Regions from separate parts of the Homo sapiens genome. Here region 2 is linked to region 1. Evidence: chromatin contacts called from ENCODE POLR2A ChIA-PET data. All regions are on one chromosome and are shown on one strand. Each heading gives the region's core, a stretch centred on a gene start or an enhancer-like site at or near the end of the contact. The rest is flanking DNA. Distances are from core to core; before and after follow the strand shown.

Evidence for each region. ChIA-PET counts read pairs that join two places held with the same protein, here RNA polymerase II (POLR2A).
Region 2: POLR2A ChIA-PET joins it to region 1 with 10 read pairs in A549. The contact joins the promoter of IGSF23 here to the promoter of PLAUR in region 1. POLR2A ChIA-PET finds 5 or more read pairs at or near these places in 3 of 52 experiments (A549, activated T-cell and naive thymus-derived CD8-positive, alpha-beta T cell).

The regions. Positions count from the first base shown.
Region 1 is chr19:43,668,457-43,672,610 of GRCh38, forward strand. PLAUR (plasminogen activator, urokinase receptor) reads right to left here and starts at 1,713. Exons shown (of 7, transcript NM_002659.4): 1 at 1,610-1,713. The coding sequence starts at 1,664. LOC124904724 (a long non-coding RNA gene) reads left to right here and starts at 308. Exons shown (of 3, transcript XR_007067264.1): 1 at 308-727; 2 at 1,570-2,024. RefSeq lists silencers at 212-441, 482-561 and an enhancer at 1,482-1,781.
Region 2 is chr19:44,611,375-44,615,528 of GRCh38, forward strand. IGSF23 (immunoglobulin superfamily member 23) reads left to right here and starts at 2,189. Exons shown (of 5, transcript NM_001205280.2): 1 at 2,189-2,396. The coding sequence starts at 2,272. RefSeq lists an enhancer at 3,601-4,102.

The DNA of each region.
Region 1 (4,154 bases), core at 463-2,962:
TCCCTCCCTCTAGCTCCTCCTTGAGATTCTAACTTCGCCCTTTAGCTCTCCCCGCCCCTAGTTTTCCCCTGAGGTCATAACTCCGCCCCAGTCCCTTCTTGAGGTTTCAGCCCCACCCTGTAGCTCCTCCCCGAGGTCGTAACCCCCGCCCCTTGGCCCCTTGAGGTCCTAGCCCAGCCCCGTAGCTCCTCCCCAAGCTTATAACCCCGCCCCTAGCCCCTCCTTGAGGTTCCAGCCCCGCCCTCTAGCTCCTCCCCGAGGTTATAATCCTGCCCCTCAAGAGTCTAGTCCCACCTTCTAGCTCCTCCCGAGGTTATAACTCCGCCCTCTGGTTACGCCTCGAGGTTATAACCCCGCCCTCTGGCTCCGCCTCGAGGTTCTAGCCCCGCTCCTAGCTCTTCCTCGGTCTGTAACCTCTCCCGTAGCTCTTCCTTGAGGTTCCAGCCCCGCCCTCTGGCTCCTCCCCGACACTCTCTCCCCGCCCCAGGCTCCGCCCCGAGATTGCAGCCCAGTCCCTAGGCCCGGTCCCCGACCTCCGGGCCTTCCCGGACATCCCTTTCCAGCTGCGCGTTCGGAGTATCCCGGAGCTGTTACTCATTCCCGGCCTCCCGCGGTCTCGAGCGCTTTCCGGGTTATTCATCGCGGCCCCAACACCCTGTGGCCACCCGCCCTGACTCAGTTCCTTCTCGAATTCCTCGACCCAGAGCCCCCCACATTTTCCGGGGAAGTAAGTGAGAGTCGCCTCAGTGAGAGGGAAAGGTCCTGAGGGACAGTCCCGGGTCTCCAGCACTGGCTCTGCGCCGCTCAGTCAGCCTCCCTTTGGGCCTTTTGTAAAAGGGGGTCCTGTCCCCCCGTTTCTCAGAGGGGGAGACCCAGCAGCGTGGAGAGCGCTGGGGGGCGCTGCAGGGTCAGATCCTGCGTATTCAAGCACTGGCTGTGTGATTTTAGGCCAGTTATCTAACCTCTCTGTGCCCTAGTTTCCTCTGCGAAACGAAATTAATAAAGTCCCATCGCCTAGTTTGAAATTGCAAGGAAGAGGCTTCGAAGAACTCCATTTAAAAAAAGAACACTTGGGCCGGGCGCGGTGGCTCACGCCTGTAATCCCAGCAGTTTGGGAGGCCGAGGCAGGTGGATCATCTGAGGTCAGGAGATTGAGACCATCCTGGCTAACAGAGTGAAACCCGGTCTCCACTAAAAATACAGAAATTAGCCGGGCGCGATGGCAGGCGCCTGTAATCCCAGCTACCCAGGAGGCTGAGGCAGGAGAATCGCTTGAACCCGGGCGGCAGAGGTTGCAGTGAGCCGAGATCGCGCCACTGCACTCCAGCCTGGGCGACAGAGTGAGACTCTGTCAAAAAAAAAAAAAAAAAAAAAAAAGCACTCACTAAATTATGTAAAGCTAAATGCCTTTGCTCCACTAATATTTCCTTAGCTACTGAGTGCCAGGTACTGCGCCGCGTGGCGTTGCACAAAGCACGAGAATTACTATTATTTGATTAGGGAGGATGCTGAGGACTGAACCGCATTCCTCCAACTCATCCTCTGACAACCCCCAACCCCCTCAATTAGACCCTGTTCCAGGCGCAGGCGTTCGGGACCCAGCCCCTACCTGGGACGCAGGTGTGGAGCAGCAGCAGCAGCGGCAGCAGCGGCGGGTGACCCATGTCGCGAGGGCAGCTCCTGTGCGCGGGGTCCCTGCACGTCTTCTCTCCTTCTGGCCTCAGGAAGGAGGCAGTTTTGTGGCCCCAGGGACTCCTCCCAGACGTTTTGCGAAAGAGCGAGTCAGCCCCAGATGCGTGGGCGCCTCCCCCTCCTCCCGTACGAACCTCCTCCGCCACAAACTTCCCTTCCCGGGGCGCGGCCGGCTGGTGGTGAAGGGGCTGGCTCGGCCCTGACTCATGGAGTTGTGATCACAGCTCTGTCCCCAGATTGCCTGGGTGCAAATCCCAGTTCTCTCTCTTCCTAACGTGGGACCCGGGGCAATCGCTCTCCACTGCTGTAAAATGAGGATAAAAACTTTGACGGTAAATATGAATGTGGCTGATTATTTGGCTAACAGGATTTTTGTTAGTTTTGTCAGGAGGGATACTGGTATTTTGGAAAATGTCCTTATCTAGAGATGCATCCTGAAATATGCATCTCTTAAACACTTAAAACACTTAACCCTTGCTTTGCTTCCCGCTGTGCCCCCAGCTCCTGGACCAGTGCCCAGCACGAAGTAGGTCCTTGGTAAATGTTAAAGGAATGTGTTGAGCCCTCCATTTTGGCCAGCAGCTATTCCAGGCATTGCACCTACATTAAAACACTTAATGGTGAAACCCCGTCTCTACTAAAAATACAAAAATTAGCCGGGCGTAGTGGCGTGTGTGTGTTACTTAGGAGGCTGAGGCAGGAGAATCGCTTGAACCCGGGAGGCGGAGGTTGGGTTGCAGTGAGCCGAGATCGTGCCACTGCACTCCAGCCTGGCAACAGAACAAGACTCCTTCTCACAGAAAAAAAAAAAAAAAAAAAAAAAGACACTTCAGCCAAAAAAGTAGATATCACTGTTACGACAATGGCTGTATGCTTAGGTGGGATTCTGGTTTTTGTTTGTTTGTTTGTTTTTGCAGATGCTTACTAGAGTATTTAGTGGTGAATGTTATTGATGTCTGCATTTTTTGTTGTTGTTGTTTTGGGGATTTTTGTTTTGTTTTTTCTTTTTCTTTTGTTTTCATTTTGATGTCTGTATTTATTTTATAATATTTTAGAAGAGGTCAGATGAGGTGGCTCATGCCTGTAACACCAATGCTTTGGGAAGCCAAGGCAGGAGGATCACTTGGGGCCAGGAGTTCAAGATCAGCTTGGGAAACATAAAGAGCCCTCATCTTTCCAAAAGAAATTAAAAATAAAATAAAATTAGCTGGGTGCAGTGGCCCGTACTTGTAGTCCTAGGTAGTTGGGAGGCTAAGGTGGGAGGACCGCTTGAACCTGGGAACTGGAAGCTGCAGTGAGCTATGATTGCACCACTGCACTCCAACCTGGGCAACAGAGCGAGACCCTGTCTCAAAAAAATAATAAATAAATAAATACTTGAGTAGAAAATAAAGGCAAAATAGCCAAATGGTTGTATCAATTATATAAAGGTAATCAGTATATAAGGGCATATTATGCCATTCTGTCTCCTTTTCTGTGGGTTTGAAAAGGCTTATAATAAGTTTTTTCTTTCTTTTTATTATTTATTTATTTATTTATTGAGACGAAGTCTCACTCTGTCACCCAGGCTAGAGTGCAGTGGTGCAATCTCGGCCACTGCAATCTCCGCCTCCTGGGTTCATGCAATTCTCCTGCCTCAGCCTCCTGAGTAACTGGGATTACAGGGGCACGCCAGCACACCCGGCTAATTTTTGTATTTTTAGTAGAGATGGGGTTTCACCATGTTGGTCAGGGTGGTCTCGAACTCCTGACCTCAGGTGATCCACCTGCCTTGTCCTTCCAAAGTGCTGGGATTACAGGCATGAGCCACTGCACCTGGCCAAGTTTTTTTTTTTTTTAAGTAAAATAAAATACTAAAGATAAAATTGTCTCCCCGTCTTAGGATGCATCTAACTAAACAGAGCAATTTAATGTAGGTGCAATGCCTGGAATAGCTGCTGGCCGAAATGGAGGGCTCAACACATTCCTTTAACATCTACCAAGGACCTACTTTGTGCTGGGCACTGGTCCAGGAGCTAGGGGCACAGCAGGACGCAAAGCAAAGTTCCCACCTTTTGTTGTGTTGACAGTGGGGAGCAGATATGTGTTATCTAATCTTTCACTGTCTGAGAGGGATAAGCAAACTGGAGAAAACAAAGCAGGCTGAAGGAAGTATCTGGGTGCAAATGAGGTGTGAGCTGTTTTAGGTGGGTGATCCAGGAGGGGTTCCCTGAGCAAGTGGCATTCAAGCAGAGGCTGAATGCAGTGAGGGAAGAAGTAGGGCAGATGGGCAGGGAACCTTTCCAAGGAGCAGGAACAACCAGTGCAAAGGCCTTGAGGTGGAAGCCTGATGAGATTCTAGGAACAGAAGAGATGTCAGTGTGGCTGGAACAGATTAGGAGAGGAAGAGAGTCGTAGGGGATGAGTAAGTGGTAGCTACTTCTACTGCTGTAATAATGATTATACTATGTGATTTGTTGTCG
Region 2 (4,154 bases), core at 939-3,438, 940 kb after region 1:
TCTCTTCAGCTCAGCAAACCCGGAAGCAAGAAAAAATGCTTTTAGGCTGGGTGCGGTGTCTCACGCCTATAATCCCACCACTTTGGGAGGCCGAGGCAGGTGGGTCACTGGAGGCCAGGAGTTCAAGACCAGCCTGGGCAACATAGTGAAAGACTGTCTCTACTAAAAATATGAAAAAATTAGCTGGGCATGGTGGCACATGCCTGTAATCCCAGCTAATCCGGAGGCTGAGGCATGAGAATCTCTTAAACCCCAGAGGTGGAAGTTGCAGCGAGCAGAGATCACACCACTGCACTCCAGCTTGAGCAACACAGCAAGACTCTGTCTTTAAATAAATAAATAAAAATTTAAAAACAGAAAAAAGAAAAATTGCTTTATTCCCCAGAGTTCCAATAAAATCCGTAAGAGATTGCTTCTCCTTGGCCTGTTCTGAGTGCCACGCCCAGGTCTCCAAAAATCACTGTTGTCAGGGGATGAAGTGCTCTGATTGGCCAGTCCTGGGCCCCTCACCTCCCTGGAGCCATGAGGAGGCTGGTTTCCAAAAGAGAACTCCAGGTGCTGTTACCTGGATACAAGAGAGTACTGGCTGGGTAGAAACCCCAGAAACCTTACAACATAATGGTTATTAACTGCATCGTAAATATTTACTTTTTCCTACAGTGGTCTCCTGACCTAGCTAATCACTCCAGCAGAGGCCTTCAGACCAACTATAAAAAAGGCACTTTAGCAAATGCTAATAAAGAAATAACTGTGTCACCTGATAATGACTATTATTAGAGACTTATGGGTGAACCTTAGCCCCTGGGTGGAACCTGAACCTCTCTGGGAGGGAAAAGCATGAGCTTCTAAGTCAGAAAGATCTGAGTTCAAGTCTGAACACTCCCATTTCACTCACTTGCTCTTCATTCATTTATTCACTAAAAAGAAAACATGTAGGCTGGCTAGGTGGTTCATGCCTGTAATCCCAGCACTCTGGGAGGCTGAGGCAGGAGGATCACTTGAGCCCAGAAGTTTGAGACCAGCCTGGGTAATATAGTGAAACTCTATTTCTACAAAAAGAAAAAAAATTTAATTGGCTGGGAATGGTAGTGTGAGACTGTAGTCCCAGCTACTCAGGAGACTGAGGCAGGATTATTGCTTGAATCCAAAAGGTTGAAGCTGCAGTGAGCTATGACCGTGCCACTGCACTCCAGCCTGGCTGACAGAGTGAGACCCCGTCTCAAAAACAAAAACATGTATTGAGCACCTGTTATATGCAAGGCACTGTTCTAGTCACTAGGGACATAGCCACAAGCCAGACAACATCCCTGCCCTCCTGGATCTGATATTCAAGTCGGAGAGGTGGGACTAAGGAGGGAGAGACAGATAATACAAGTGGACAAATAAATAAATCATCTAAAATAGCGGTAAATGATGTAAAGAAAACAAAACAGTGTGGCTTGCTAGCAAAGAGGTGGGGAACTGAGTTGCAGCAGGCATTAAGAAAGGCCTTTTTGATAGAGTGATGTGTGTGAATTAAGCCAAAATAATAAGATACAGTCAGCTTTGAGATTACATGAGTAAGGTTCTAAGGAGAGGGAACGGCTCATGCAAAGCCCCTGAGCTGGTGCCTCCAAAAACTGGCAGAAAGCCCCTGTGAACGGTTGTGTGATGGTAGGTGAGTTACTTAGCCCCTGTGCACCACGAGAAAATGGGGATGCTCATATCTACCCCTCGAGGTTGCTATGAGGATTCAAATTAGGCAACCCTGTTACAAGGTTAATGCTGTGTCCGGCATATAGTAGGTGTTCAATAAACACCAGCTATTAGTTTGAGTAATATAATTATTAATTTGAGGAGGAAAGAATGGACCTGGGGAGTGAGAAGGGTGAGGAAAAAGTAGCTAGTGTAGCTTATCCTTCTAGAATCTAAAATTCAGGATATAGTCTGAGCAAGCTCCTGATAACGGGATTCTAAACATGCCTCCAGGACATCCTAGACACCAAATTATAATTAGCATTGACTTCATAGTGACTGCCATTCGTTGAGCGCCTACTACGTGACCAGGCACTACTCCAAGCACCTTGTGTCCACGGCCCTGTCTGACTCTGGGGCAGGCACTATTATTAACGCCTCCATTTTACAGAGGAGAAAAGCTGTGGTTCAGAGTCCAAAGCCCCGTCACCTCCTACCAGGTTGACCTTTGGCCATTCCTTGCCTTTGATGTGAGTGATAGGAGCGGGCGATTCTGCTTCTCCCTCCATCTCCCGGCGGGGATTGTACGGTGAGAGAATGAGAGCAAAACCTCAGAGCCCCCTTCCCAGGAACCCTGTCCCAGCCTGGTCCCCACCCACCACCACCACTGACCCGATGCTAGAGAAGGATGCGGCTGGAGGTGACTTCCCAGCCAACTTGGTGTAAGTCATGTGGGGAAGTGGCCAGGGTAGGGCATGGTCATCGTGAGCAGGGTCCTGCAGGGTGAGGCCGGGGCTGCAGACGCGACTGTACAGGTCTATGAAGACCCCATGTGTGATGAGGAGACCTTCTCTGCACAGTCCCTGGACAGAACACGAGATGAGGGGTCCTCTGGACGTCAGCTCCAGCCACACCCCTACCTGGAGGAAGCTGCTTTTAACAGGTGCGTTGGAGACAGCGGCTTCACCACGGGCCAGGGACAAGGAGGAGAGTGTCTCCTTACGAGTCCAAGTCACCCCCACTCAGAGCTTTGACCCTGTCAGTTTGAGGCCCATGCAGCTCAGGCACCCAACTCATGAGAACTCTTGAAGGCCACTCCGCCACAAGAGATGACCCTATTGGCTTCTTTTAGGAAGAAGGGAAGTGAGGCGCAAAGAGGAGAACAGGTCACCTACCCAAGATCACAGGGCTGGCAAGGGGCAGGATCAGAATTTGGGACCCCAGCCCAGCCCCCTTCCACCAGAATGCCCTGTCTCACCCCTGCAATCCGCAACTTAGTAATAATACATATAAATAATAACAATCATAAAATAATAACAGCCGTAATAGAAGGTCACTGTAACTGAATAGATCTATATACCAGCCTGTTTGGGGTTTTTGTTTTTTTGTTTTGTTTTGTTTTGAGACAAGGTCTTGCTCTGTTGTCCAGGCTACAGTGCAGTGGCCCGATAATGACTCATTGCAGCTTCAACCTGCTGGGCTGAAGCTGTTCTCCTGCCTCAGCGTCCTGCGTAGCTGGGACCATAGGTATGCGCCACCAAACCCAGCTAATTTTTTATTTTTAGTAGAGATGAGGTCTTACTATGTTGCCCAGGCTAGTCTCGAACTCCTGGGCTCAAGCGATCCTCCTGCCTCGGCCTCCCCAAGTGCCAGGATTACAGGCGTGAGCCACTGCGCCCAGCCTGTCAGCCCGTTCTAAGTGCTTTCCTATAGTAACATTTACCTCTTATCACAACTCTTTGAGATCAGAGCTGTACGATCCCTATTTCACAGAAGGGGAAACTGAGGTTCAGAGAGGTCATGTGCCCTCTCCAGGTCACACACTTGGAAGTGGCAGACTGAAGATTTGAAGCCAGATGGGCTGGCTTCCCAGACCACACTTTCCAGAGACCACACACATCTGCCTCTCAGATAGTGAATGAATTGCTTCCTTATCCAGGTCTTAAAAGTTCACTTCTGAGTTGGGCGCGGTGACTCACACCTGTAATCCCAGCACTTTGGGAGGCCGAGGCAGGCGGATCACGAGGTCAGGAGATCGAGACCATCCTGGCTAACACGGTGAAACCCCGTCTCTACTAAAAATACAAAAAATTAGCCAGGCCTGGTGGCGGGCGCCTGTAGTCCCAGCTACTCAGAAGGCTGAGGCAGGAGAATGGCGTGAACCCGGGAGGCGGAGCTTGCAGTGAGCCAAGATCGTGCCACTGCACTCCAGCCTGGGCGACAGAGCACGACTCCGTCTCAAAAATAAATAAATAAAGTTCAGTTCTGAGCCGGGTGCAGTGGCTCACGGGTGCAGTGGCTGGGATTACAAAGTGCTGTAATCCCAGCACTTTGGGAGGCCAAGGCGGGCGGATCATCTGAGGTCAGGAATTCAAGACCAGCCTGACCAACATGGAGAAACCCCGTCTCTACTAAAAACAGAAAATTAGCTGGGCGTGGTGGTGCATGCCTGTAATCCCAGCTACTTGGGAGGCTGAGGC